2 separate regions of the Mus musculus genome follow, and region 2 is linked to region 1. The links are chromatin contacts, found by Hi-C or POLR2A ChIA-PET in ENCODE. All regions are on one chromosome and are shown on one strand. Each heading gives the region's core, a stretch centred on a gene start or an enhancer-like site at or near the end of the contact. The rest is flanking DNA. Distances are from core to core; before and after follow the strand shown. Region 1 overlaps Tmem38a (transmembrane protein 38A). Region 2 holds the start of Nwd1 (NACHT and WD repeat domain containing 1).

The links. A loop is a pair of places that touch in the nucleus more often than their neighbours do. ChIA-PET counts read pairs that join two places held with the same protein, here RNA polymerase II (POLR2A).
Region 2: a map of T-helper 17 cell shows a loop between it and region 1 (30-fold over the local background). The contact joins the promoter of Nwd1 here to the enhancer-like site in region 1. A Hi-C loop is called at or near these places in 5 of 37 maps with a recorded cell type or tissue (T-helper 1 cell, T-helper 17 cell, T-helper 2 cell and 1 more). POLR2A ChIA-PET finds 5 or more read pairs at or near these places in 2 of 5 experiments (both embryonic stem cell).

The regions. Positions count from the first base shown.
Region 1 is chr8:72,580,935-72,586,856 of GRCm38, forward strand. Tmem38a (transmembrane protein 38A) reads left to right here. Exons shown (of 6, transcript NM_144534.2): 4 at 251-338; 5 at 3,766-3,883; 6 at 4,928-5,922. The coding sequence ends at 5,152. Among named protein-coding and RNA genes, the nearest start is that of Gm51538, 4.6 kb to the right of the region's middle. Within about 2 kb of position 3,622, at least 1 of the 3 ENCODE cell types and tissues checked has a DNase peak (open chromatin) inside an H3K27ac peak, as active enhancers do.
Region 2 is chr8:72,644,806-72,651,116 of GRCm38, forward strand. It overlaps Nwd1 (NACHT and WD repeat domain containing 1), which reads left to right and starts at 1,906. Exons shown (of 19, transcript NM_176940.5): 1 at 1,906-2,204.

The DNA.
Region 1 (5,922 bases), core at 2,372-4,871:
ACAGTGAGACTTAAGACAGCCCCTGTAGGTAGTGATACATCCGATTGCTTCCTGCTGGTTTTGCCCTGACTGTACCTGTGAAACTGGGGGATGGAGTTGTTTTGAGCCTCAGTTTCCCATATGTAATGGATGATCACCCTGAGGCTCAGAGTCTCCTCAACAGAAAGTCCCGTGTTTCCTTGGGAATTGAGGCTAGAAGAAAGGAGGGTGTGGGGGTGGCCAGTTACCTCAGTGGTGCCCTGCCCTGCAGGGTCTGGTGTTGCCCTCCTGTCCAACGTGGAACAGTTGCTTCGAGGTGTCTGGAAGCCAGAAACTAATGAGATCCTGCACATGTCCTTGTGAGTACCCCTCCTGCTGACCTCTGTTCTGCCTCGCCTGGCCCCACATTATTCATCTTCTAGAGATGCCACTAAGGTGGGGATAGGAAGAGCTTCTGCAAAGAGGTGATATTTGATTGGGGTTTTGAAGAGTGAATAGGAGTTTCCTGGCTACAAAAGACCCTCTACCCAGAGTCTAGAATCACGGCCAGTTGTCAGGTTTGAAAACTGCAGGACCAAGATGAGGATGTGGGTAGGGAGCAAGGAAATGGAGCAGGAGTGAGGGCCACAGGCAAGGCAGGTCCTGTGGCATGGAAGGTCATGGGGGATAGTGGGCAGGGCCACACAAGAAACATTCACAACCCATGTAGGACCACTGCTGATATTTCTTTTTATTGATTTCATTTTTTTTTGTTTTTTTTTTCTCGATCTTTCTGTATGTCTGTGTGGTATGCGCATGTGTGGGCACATGTGTACATGTGTGTGCTGGGGGTTATGCTTGGGACCATCATATTTTTTGAGGCAGGGTCTCTCAGTGAAACCCTGAGTCCCTCACATGCCCAGGCTTGCTGCCCAGCTGGCTCTGAGCAAGCACTTTAACCATGGAACCATCGCCCTGGTCCACATTTCTCTAGTGTTGGGAAGGTTGGAGGGCAGCCTTCAGGAGTCCCCGCCCCCACTGCACCAGTGGGGCTCGGTCTCACATGCCTCCTTAGCCCTCTGGATGGTGACCAGCATCTGCTGAATCCAAACCCATGCCCACCACATTATTGTATGAGGTGACCAGCAGCCACCCACACTCTCTGCACCTAGTGTTTCAAGGGTTTTGTGGCTTTTCCAGTTGCTGTGGCACCATATGTGACTGACAGAAGCAATTCAGTGAGGAGAGACTTACACAGGCTCACAATTTAGGGCTACAGACCGTCATGGTAGGAAAGGCATCCAAGCCCGGAGGCAGCAGCGCACAGCTTGTACCCAGCAGACAGTAGTGTAGTTCAGATGGCTTCTCCTTCATGTTCAGTCCAGATGGTGCCCTGTGGCCTTCCACAGTCAGCAGCAGTTGTTCTTCCTGGATTCACCTAATCTAGATAATCCCTCCCACATATGCCCAGAGATTTGCCTGTGGGTTGATTTTTTAAAAATAATTTATTTAACTTTATTTTATGTGTATTGGTGTGAGGGTGTCAGGCCCCTTGGAACTGGAGTTACACATAGTTGTGAGCTGCCATGTGGGTTGGAGAACTGAACCGGGGTTCTTTGGAACAGCTGACAGTGCTCTTAATCACAGAGCCATCTCTCCAGCCTCTGCGGGTTGACTTTTAGGCACTGTCAAATTAACAAGATTCACCATTCAGGCAAAGTGGCACAAAACTTTAATTCCCACATTGGGAGGCAGAGGCAGGAGGATCTCTGTGATTTGCCTGCCAGCCTGAGCTACATGGTGACTGTTTTAGGGGTGGGGGCATTGATTCACCATTCAGGCTCCATCGCCCACACAGCCTGCATCTCTTCGTCTCAGTCAAGAGATGGTGGGCATCTGGGGCTGGAGAGATGGCTCAGAGGTTAAGAGCACTAGCTGTTCTTCCAGAAGTCCTGGGTTTGATTCCCTGAACCTACATGCTGGCTCATAACCATTTGCAACCCTATTCATGGGGGATCAGATGCTCTCTTTTGGCCTCTACAGGCATTGCTTACATGTGATTTACAGACACATGCAGATAAAATACTCTTATACATAAAATTAAATCAATAAATAAAACGTTAAAAGAGAAAGATGTTAGGCCCAAGAACCTGCAGTGATTGCTCTGGGAGCCACCTTTAGAAGCCAGGTGTGGCAGCACGCCTGTCCTGTCACTGGTCTCTTAGCTACTGTTGCCCGCATAAAACCACCATGACCAAGCATTTGGGCTTCCTGCCAGAGGGCTGAGTCTGTAATGGTGAGGAGACTCCACATCAAGCAGCAGATGTTGTGGCAAGGGCAGAGAGCTCAGGGCTCAGGGCTTGAGCCATAAGCAAAAAACAGGAAGAAGGCCTTTGGTTCTCAAAGTCCCTGCCCCCAGCAGCACACTTCCTCAGCCTCCCCCAAACAACACCACCAACTTGGGACCAGACTTGGGTTCATTCTCATTCAAACCACCACAACCAGGAAGGAAGAGACAGGATTCCCTGAGGTTCACTGGCTAGCCCACCCAGCAATGGTAGATTGGAGGTCGGGAAAGAGACTTTGTCTCAAAAATAAGGTGCAGGGCCTGGGAGACGGCTCAGTGGGTAAAGAGAGCTTGCTGCCAAGCCTGGTACCCGAGGCCCTACACGGTCAAAGGGAAGAACCAACTCCTCTACCTAGGCCCCCTGCACATATATAGCACATGAGCAGCCTGGGCCCCAGCAACAGGAGCGGGGGCTGTCCCTGAGTCTGTTGCCTGCCTGCCTGTGCATCCCATTCCCCTAACTGGGCTGCCTTGTCTGGCCTCAGTGGGAGAGGATGTGCCTGGTCCTGCAGTGACTGGGTGTGCCAGGGGGAGGGGTTGTATATGTGGGTGATACTTGGAGGGGGGCTCCTCCTCCTCAAAGAAGAAGAGGAGGGAAGAATGAGGGCTCTGTGTGAGGGGGTACTAAGAAGAGAGGGGGAGCTGATATGGGGATAAGTGAATAAATACAAAAAATAAATTCTAAAAAAGGTAATTTTTAGGTTATTCAAACTTAACAGGAAAATAAAAAGAATCAACTCTCCCAAAGTTGCCTACTTGAGTGCTAGAGAGACAGAGACTGAGACACATACTGGGTGGTAACAGAAGAAGTAGGTGTGGCTGAGGAGGGGCAGTAACTCAGCTCTCAGTAACAGTGCAGATCCTTCTGTCAGAAGCAGTGAGCAGCACCAGGGACTCCAGAAGCGAGAGAAACAATTCATTTCACAGCCTTGGGAAGCCAGAGGTCAGCCTAGAGTAAAGGGTAAAACTGGAGTCCTGAGTTGGTCACAGACTTTTTGCTTGTTTGTTTGTTTTCAAGACAGGGTTTCTCTGTGTAGCCCTGGCTGTCCTGGAACTCACTTTGTAGACCAGGCTGGCTTCAAATTCAGAGATCCGCCTGCCTCTGCCTCCCAAGGGCTGGGATTAAAGGCATGCGCCACCACTGCTCACAGACTTTTAATTTCCATGACTGGATGTCACCGCCCTCTGAATTCCTCAGTGGCTGAGTTCCTTCCCCTAGCATAGTCTCCACCGGAGGTTCTCCACCTTCCATGGACTTGAGATTGCCCAGTTCTGCTCTCCAGTGTGAGCTCAGACTGAACTTCTCAACCCAGTGTCAGCTAACAAGCTCTCAGGCAAGCAGGCAGCTGCCAGCCGGGAAAGACAGGTCTGGTGCCTCCTGGTCAGTCAGCTGTGGCTCTGGGGAGCTTTATATGAAGCTCTGACTGAGAATGGCCGTGGTTATTTATATCTTACCCCAGCCCCACCAAGGCCAGTCTGTATGGAGCCATCCTGTTCACCTTGCAGCAGACTCGCTGGCTCCCAGTGTCCAAGGCCAGCCTCATTTTCGTCTTCACCATGTTTATGGTGTCATGTAAGGTAAGCCACCCCTGCCTGTGACCTCTACTTCCCTGGAATGGGGTGGGGGTACTCAGAAACTACCGGGGGAGACTTGATCCACCTGAGATAGATGGAAGAAATTTATCAGGAAATTGAGGTACGAGGGCCAAGGAGGTAGGGATGGAGATGGCAAGAAGGAGCTTCCAGGCACAGGCTGGGGGTGCTTGTATGGGACAGTAGGGGGACAGGAATCTGATCAAACCAGAAAGGAGTCTTGGGCCTTCCCTGTCCTTCCACAGGGCTGAGGGTTGTCCCCAGCTCCCCCAAACATAGAAAGCTCCTGCCTACAAATGGTTCATTCTTAGGAGAAGACCACAGCCTTGGAGGCTAAGGCAGGAAGATCCATATGAGTTTGAGGCCAGCTTGGGCTACATAGTGAGTTCCAAGCCAGCCAGGGTTACATAGTGACATTCTGTTTCAAAAACCCTGGGCCCTGTGGCAAGAAAGTGGGCCCAGGGTCAGGAGTTCAAGGTTATGTTCAGCTTCACAGCAAATTTGAAGCCAGCCTGGGCTACATATGACTGTATCTCAAAACAACAACACAAACAAAAAGCAAGTAAGAAAACAAAGAAGGAGAAAAAGGAGGGCGTGAGAGGGAATGAATGTATTGTTTAGAGTTCTAGAATGTGAGGCCTAAGGTAGCAGGGGTGAGTATGGTGGAAGCAGGGGTGGGGTACAGTGAGGTACCTCTTCTAGCTTCAGATGATTGACACCTTCTATGGCCAGATTGGCTACATAGTGAGTAGGAGGCTAGCCTGGGCTACATGGTACCCTGTCTCAACAACAACAAAATGTAATCCTGAAGTCCAGGTGTTGGGATGTACTGTTGTCATGGGTGACCACTGGTCACAGCATCCCTAGGCTGCCCAGGTGTGGACACTGGAAGTCATGCCTCTTCAGAGTCCAGGATGGGGGCTCGTGCACTTGGGGGCATGGGAAGCTGGAGGGCTGGGGCTGGCTCAATCCCCTCACTGCTCCTTTGCTCTCTCCTCTCCTACCATGTGTTTCCTGGACTCCCCTTAGGTGTTCCTGACAGCCACACACTCCCACAGTTCTCCATTTGATATCCTGGAGGGTTACATCTGCCCAGTGCTGTTTGGGGCAACTTGGGGAGGCGACCATCACCATGACAACCATGGAGCACCACATGGCATGGGACTAGGCACCCAGCACTCCGGCCTGCCTGCCAAGGCCAAGGAAGAGCTGGGCGAAGGATCCAGGAAGAAGAAGACCAAGAAAGCGGATTAGGGGTTGGCCCCAGGAATCCACTGCGTGCTTGGTAGAAGGATGTGGACTCAAAGAAACTCAGAACTTAGGGGCATTCAGGGCTCAGACCCTCCCCTCCCCCCGCCCTGCTCTCTACCACCCTCAACTTCCCCATCTGCAGTTTGGAGCCATCAGCAATTCCAAGGGCTGATGTGGGCTAAATTAGTGTGGAGGAATTCAACAGATGTGGAAAACCCTGCCCTCTGCCAGACCCCTCAAAAGGTCACAGCCTTTGGGGGCACACAGTCTAGGCCCAAAGCCCTGGCTGGTAGGCTCTTGGTTTTCATTCTGTGTTCTGTCTAATTATATCTTGTAACTAAAAGAATTTAAAGCCACATGGAGACTCAATTATCTAGATCCTCTCGAGAGCCAGGTGCTGGGGTCCCATGTCCTTCCGCACTCAGGACCTCCCTAGAATTTTGTGACTCCTGCTGGACATCTTTAGGCAAATGGCCTTCCTTCTCTGAGCCTTCTGTTTCTGTTCTGTAGCATGGAGACCCCAGGTCCTCCTGTGTACAAAAGGGTCTTTATAATTTCAAGCAGTTGCTTAAGCAGCGTGCTAGTGAGAAGGAGACTGGAGCAGCATGAAGGACAGTGGCAGGCTGCTTGGTATGTAGGCCATTTGTGTTTGAGGCCAGAAGGTCTCACCAGATACTCAGCTGAGCATGAGCAGGCACATTTAGGGCAGACTGCTAACAGGAGGGGGGCTTGAGTTCCTAGGTGCCCACAGGTAAGAGGTGTGGGTGCAGAGC
Region 2 (6,311 bases), core at 656-3,155, 62 kb after region 1:
TGCCATGCTAGTGTGGAGCACAGCACACTGGCTTCCCTGCTCAGCAGCCAACTGTGCCTTGACTCAGCCTTGATGCCTTTCCCACAAGGTGAGGATGATGTTAGGCTTGCAGGAGATGACTGAAGGCACACAGAAATGCCCTGGAGCCTAGTAAACTATAAACCACTGTAAGAACCAAAGACCTAATTGTTCCCCAAATGCTGCTCATCTGCCATCTAGCAGCAAAGCAGAGAGGCAGGAGGATGAATTCAAGGCCAGTCCAGCTACATGAACCTGTCTCAAGCATATGTAAGCAAAATGTGCTCACATGCCTTTAATCCTAACACTTGGGAGGCAGAAGCAGGTGGATCTCTGAGTTCGAGGTCAACCTGGTATGCAGAGCAAGTTCCAGGACAGTCAGAGCTACACAGAGAAACCGTCTCTGGGGCCGGGGGGTGGGCTTTTAAAAAAACATTTATTTATTTTATGTATATGAGTACACTGTAGCTGTCTTCAGACACATCAGAAGAGGGCATCAGATCCTATTACAGATGGTTGTGAGCCACCAAGTGGTTGCTGGGAATTGAACTCAGGACCTCTGGACGAGGAGTCAGTGCTTTTAACTGCAGAGCCATCTCTCCAGCCGTGGTTAGTATTGTTACATACATATGTGTGTGACCAGATCACATATATGACTACAACATGCTGAGCCTGTTTCTATTGTTTGTGTGTGGATGGTTTCAGAGTTGATCACACTGCATTGGACAAGCAGTGAGGGTCCTTATCCCTGGGAGAGGCTAGCTTTCCCTCTTGTAGCTGTCTTTAGTTGCCTGTAGTTCTTTGTCTAGGAGAGGGGCGAGTTTTCTCACTTCCAGATGAACATGTCTATTGACCTTGACCTTGTTCTTGTCTTGTTTATGGAGCCATTTCTTGGGAGACCGTTTCACAGCAGACTTTCTGCTATTCTGGCTCTTCTGTTCTAATCTTCCTCTTGCCTCTTTGTAGATGTTCCCCGAGTCACAGATGCAAGAGCTGTGACTGGATGTATCTACTGGGGCTGGTTCCCACCACCTCCTGATCTCTGAATTGTCCAGCCAGTGGTGGCTTGCTGTGATGGGCTCTATTTGCTGTAAAGAGGCTTAGTGATGAGGGGTGGTAGCTGCACTTATCTGTGGGTCTAAGGTAGAACGAAGTCAGAGACTATGCTAATTTAGCAAAGTGGTGGTAGTAGATTCTTTTCTAAGATCCCTGACCTTACTAACTCTGAGAACCTGGCTAGGTTTCCAGTACCAGTTTAATCTCCTTCCTGTTGAGTGGGTCTTAAGTCAAATTAGACAGCTGTATTTTCTTAGTGATTGATGTGGGAGGTCCCAGCTCACTATGGGTGGTGCCCCTGGGCAGGTGATCCTTGGATGTCTAAGGAAGCAGGCTGAGCAAGACATGGGGAACAAGCCAGTACGCAGCACCCTCTATGGCCTCTGCTTCAGTTCCTGCCTTGAGTTCCCTCACTGATGGATTGGAGGTACATCCAAGGTAGCTCAGTACAGAACACAGGTAGTCAGGAAGAGCAACAATCGCTTTTAACCTCTGACCTGAATCCAGCGCTGAAGCACATTTCCTGTGACCCCGGGATGGCATGACAGTCAGCAGCAGATGTGGACCAGACTGCATCATGCACCACCCCCACTGACAGCTTGGCTGCTGTGAACTGTCAAGCCTGGCACACAACAGTTAACCGCCGGGTCTGGCCGGGTGCCCAGCCTGGGCTGCAACACAGCCAGTTCCTTTCTTTTATCCCACTTGCTGGGAGAACTCAGCTGGGTGAATAGAAAGTACCTAAGACAAAAGTTACCAAGAGAGGCAGAGCCTTGTTTCCGCTGTGGCTCTGGGCCCAGGAACTTCCTTCTTTCACCCGCTTCTCCTAGAGACTTCCAAATGACGCCCTCCATGGCAGCAAGAGGGAAGCGGGCATCTTGGAGAGAGCCTGGAGTAGACGCTGCAAAAGGGCCCTTGAAGATGCCTCATTCTTGCTGAGGTGTTTGCAGTTAACATACAGGAGCCAAAATGATGGGCAGCTGCCCAAGCACTCACTGAGCTCAAGATTTGTCAGTGAGCCCCTACTGTGTGCTGGGCATGCTGACGCATGGTTTTAGGATTTATGCACCTGTGGGTCCCACACTTCCCAGGGAGCAGACACTGAACATGGAGAGCCTTGGGAGCTGAGGGTGAGTATGGCACAGAATACGGGGTGGGCCCCACGGGGAGTGGTTGAAAGGACACATCGAATCAAGGACCTTCAGAAGAGGTAGCATTTACACTGAAATGAGAATGGGAAAGATTTAGTTTAGCATGTGCAAAGGACCGAGATAAAGTACAGACAGCCCCCCCTCCACCTTCCCTTCTTCCGCCTCTTCCTCCTCTTCCTCCTTTTTCTTCTCCTCCCCCTCCTCACATCTTCTGCCTTTTTTTGAGGCAGGATCTCCTATAATCCAGGCTGGTCTCCATTTGCTCTGCTGACCCAGGCTAGTGTGCAACAACAGCTTCTCAGGCATACATAGCCTGAATGGTGCCCCATCCCTACCTACTTGGTGTCTATGGGGTTGTCTCATGAAATCCATACTGGCCTTGAACTCACCACGTATATAAATAAGGATGACTTTGAACTCCTGATCCTCCTGCCTCCACCTTCTGATTCCCATGCTAGGCAAGCACCCCATGTGTTTACAGGTGTGTGCCACTGTGTCCAGTTTAGGCCAGGGGACCTTTACCAAGGGGATCCTATCCCCAGGGAGACATTGACATCTGAAGAGATTTTTGGTTGTGGACTTTGGTGGCAATGGGAGGTGGTGATTTCTATCTTTAGTGGTTACAGCTAGGGGCCAATAGGTCAGGTTACACTCTCCCCCTCACCCCTTCTCACAGAGTGGTTCAGTGTCATGAAGAAATTGAGTAAGCCAAGGTCAGAGGGCATAACAACCCGGGATTTTGGGGTGAAGATCAAGACCAAAATGTTTTGAGCCTCCTCTAAATATGAATTTGGAAGTGATTGTCAAAGGTGCCTGTCCACATGCTGAATATGATGCAGTCTTGCATGTATGAGTGTGACACAGCCTGTGTGTGGACAGCACCATATTGGTCCAGGGACCAGCTCAACTCATGAGGCTTGGCTGCAAGCTCCTTTGCCTTTTGATCCATCTTGCTAGCCCTGTAGTTTTGTTTTGTTCTGTTCTGCTTTTTAACCTTTGACTTTATTTTTAGTTTTTGTAAACTAAACTTTAAACTAATAAAACTTTATTTTAGTTTTTGTGTTGAGACAGGGTCTCTGTGCAACCTTGGCTGTCCTGAAACTCACTTTATAGAGCAGGCTCGTCTCAGACTCATAGAGATTCACCTTCCTCTGCCTCCTGAGGCATCCACCATCACCTCTGGTCTGTGTATCGTGTATGCAGTGCCCTCACCAGCCAGAAGAAGGTGCTAGATCCCTAAAATTGGCGTTATAGGTGGTACCATATAAGGTACCATGTGGGTGCTGGGAACTCAACCTGGGTCAGATAGAGTGTTGCTAGAACCTAGGCTGATGTGTGATTCATGACCTTTCTGCCTCACCCTCCAGAGTGCTGGGGTCACAGGTATGTACCACCAAACCATTCCTTTAACATATTAATATTTCATGTAAGAGACAACATAATATAGTGCATCTATCTATTTATCTCTATATATCTGCATCTCTCTCACTGCCCAGCAAGCACTCACTCCCTGTGCAGGGCCTTGACAGTCTGTGTGTCGTCAGTGCCTAGCTCATATACCTGCCGTGTGCTACCCACATTCATTCTCCTGTTGATCCATGATGCTGCCTGACAGATTTCTTGTGGGGTAGGAGTCCTGAGGGGTTTTTGCTCTCAATTCACAGAAGACAGAGCTGATGCCTGAACCAGGAAGCTTGAGGCTTCCACACTCCAAGAAGACAAGGCAGGAGCCAGCGCTTATGCTGCATGAGATGGCACACAGGCTCATTCTATGTCTGTCACTGGAGTCGATACGACTGAGAAGTGGGGGGCGTCAGACACAGCCAGGGAGGTTTCCTCCCTCTTTTTTCCTCTCCATTCTCCTTCCCAATTCTCCATATCTGCATTGAGAGTTAATCTAGGCCAGCTATTCTCAACCTTAAGTCTGTAATCCTTTTTTTTTCAGCTGTAGCTCAGATGATATTTTTTTTATTCTTTTTTATTGGATCTTTTCTCTATTTACATTTCAAATGTTATCCCCTTTCCCTGTTTTTCCCCTCCTGGAAACTCCCATCCCATCTCACTGCTTCTATGAGGGTGTTCCCACCCACCCACCCACTCTCACCTCTCACCCTCGATTCCTCTACACTGAGGCATCTATCGAGCCTTCAAAGGACCAAGAGCCTCTCCTCCCATTGATGCATGACAAGTCCATCCTCTGCAATGTATGCAGCTGGAGCCATGTGTACTCCTTTGTTGATAGCTTAGTCCCTGGGAACTCTGGGGGCGTCTGGTTGGTTGATATTGTTCTTCCTCTGGGGTTGCAAATCCCTTCTACTCCTTCAGTCCTTTTTCCAGCTCCTCTATTGGACTAAACTCCCAGTGTTTAGTCCAATGGTTGGCTCCGGCAGGGCCTCTCAGGAGACAGTAAGGCTGTAATCCTTTAATACAGTTCTTTATGTTGTGGTGATTCCCAACCATAAAATTATCATCATTGTTACTTTATAACTATTTTTGCTACTGTCTTTTCTGATGATCTTAGACAATCCCTGTGAAGCTGTCTTTTGACTGTCAAGGGAGTGGAGGTTCACAGGTTAAGAACCACTGATCTACGATTTTGTGCATGCCATCCATACCACTGGTCACTGGGGATGTTAGGGACGGGGTCCATCCCTGAGCCATACCCCCAGCACTTCACTGGGAGATTCTAGGTAGAGACTTCACCCCTAAGCCATTCCCCAAGCCCTCCACTCACTTGATGTTCCTGTCACCCCTATTCCCAATTCCTTATTTCTGATGTCTGCCAACATTGATGTGTTCTGGGTCACCATAATGCTCCAGGTGAGACAACTATCTTGTAAAACTTTCACTGTTTATGAGTGAAACGCTGGCTTATGAGAGGGGCAGAGAGGGTGGAAAGGAGTGGAATCTCTTCCCAATGCCAGGTGTACTCATGGCTCCCAGCATCCCTTGGACTCCCTCTGCACACCTGGGCTCAGGCTCAATTTACATAGAGGCCCCAGGGGAGCCAGGTATTGGAAAGATTGTCTGGTCCCTAGGCTCCAGCACCCAGTGTTTCCAACCATGGTTGCTATGGTGACCACTGAAGGTTCCTTTAGAAGCTGGAAGACTACTCTGGTGCCTGAAGGAGGCAACAACATCCAGCAATACTGAGGAAAGCCTCTGTCTCACAGCCTGTTAGCACTTGCTAGCAAGCATCGGGACATCTCTGCAGGAGGGCTAGGGGTAACCAAGGCAGCAAGTAACCAAGGGGCCACATCCCCTCTTACAGATGGCTGTACCTAGCCAGCCTCCCAGGAGGGCTCCTCAGCTGCTCCTGTGAGGTGCATGGGTCTCAGGACCTTTCCTGGGGAAGAATTATCCAGGCGGATGGGAAGCATGGATGTAGGGCCCCTCAGCCCTGGCACTCGCCAGCGGCTTCTCCAGGGTCAGGCAGGCTCTCTGCCAGCACCCTCTTCCAGCAGTGCTGTGGTCATCTTCATCAGCTCTACCATCTCAGGTAAGGGTGGGGTGATGACTTGAGACAAGTGGCCACTCTTGGTGGTAGTGATGCCTCAGGGTGTCCTCCAAAAGATGTGTGTGAGCAGACCGGCTGGTGACCCACATCAGAATCATTGTCAAGGCTCCTCCTGGACTCTTTGTTTCTTTGTCCACCACATAGACTAAATAAACTGTTGTACACAGTGAATGGCCTAGTACTGCAACCAGTGGTCATGAGAAATGTCCTGTGTGCTTCGCTCTTTATGTTTTGCCTTGGGTATGCTTGGAAGTTGCTGGAGACAGAACCCAGCATTTCACATACACTTGATATATGGTACTGCGATAAGAACTTGTCTGCAGACAAGGGCCCTCATATCTACCCCCAAATGCTCTCCCACTGAGCCAAACTGCTAACCTCCTTTCCAAGTATTTCCTCTAGAAAAGATTTCTTTTTGTGTTTATTTCTTTATTTCTTTTTCTTTTTCTTGTTTTGTTTTGTTTTGTTTTGTTTTTGAGACAAGGTTTCTCTGTATAGCCCTGGCTGTGCTGGAACTCACTTTGTAGACCAGGCTGGCCTCAAACTCAGAAATCTACCTGCCTCTGCCT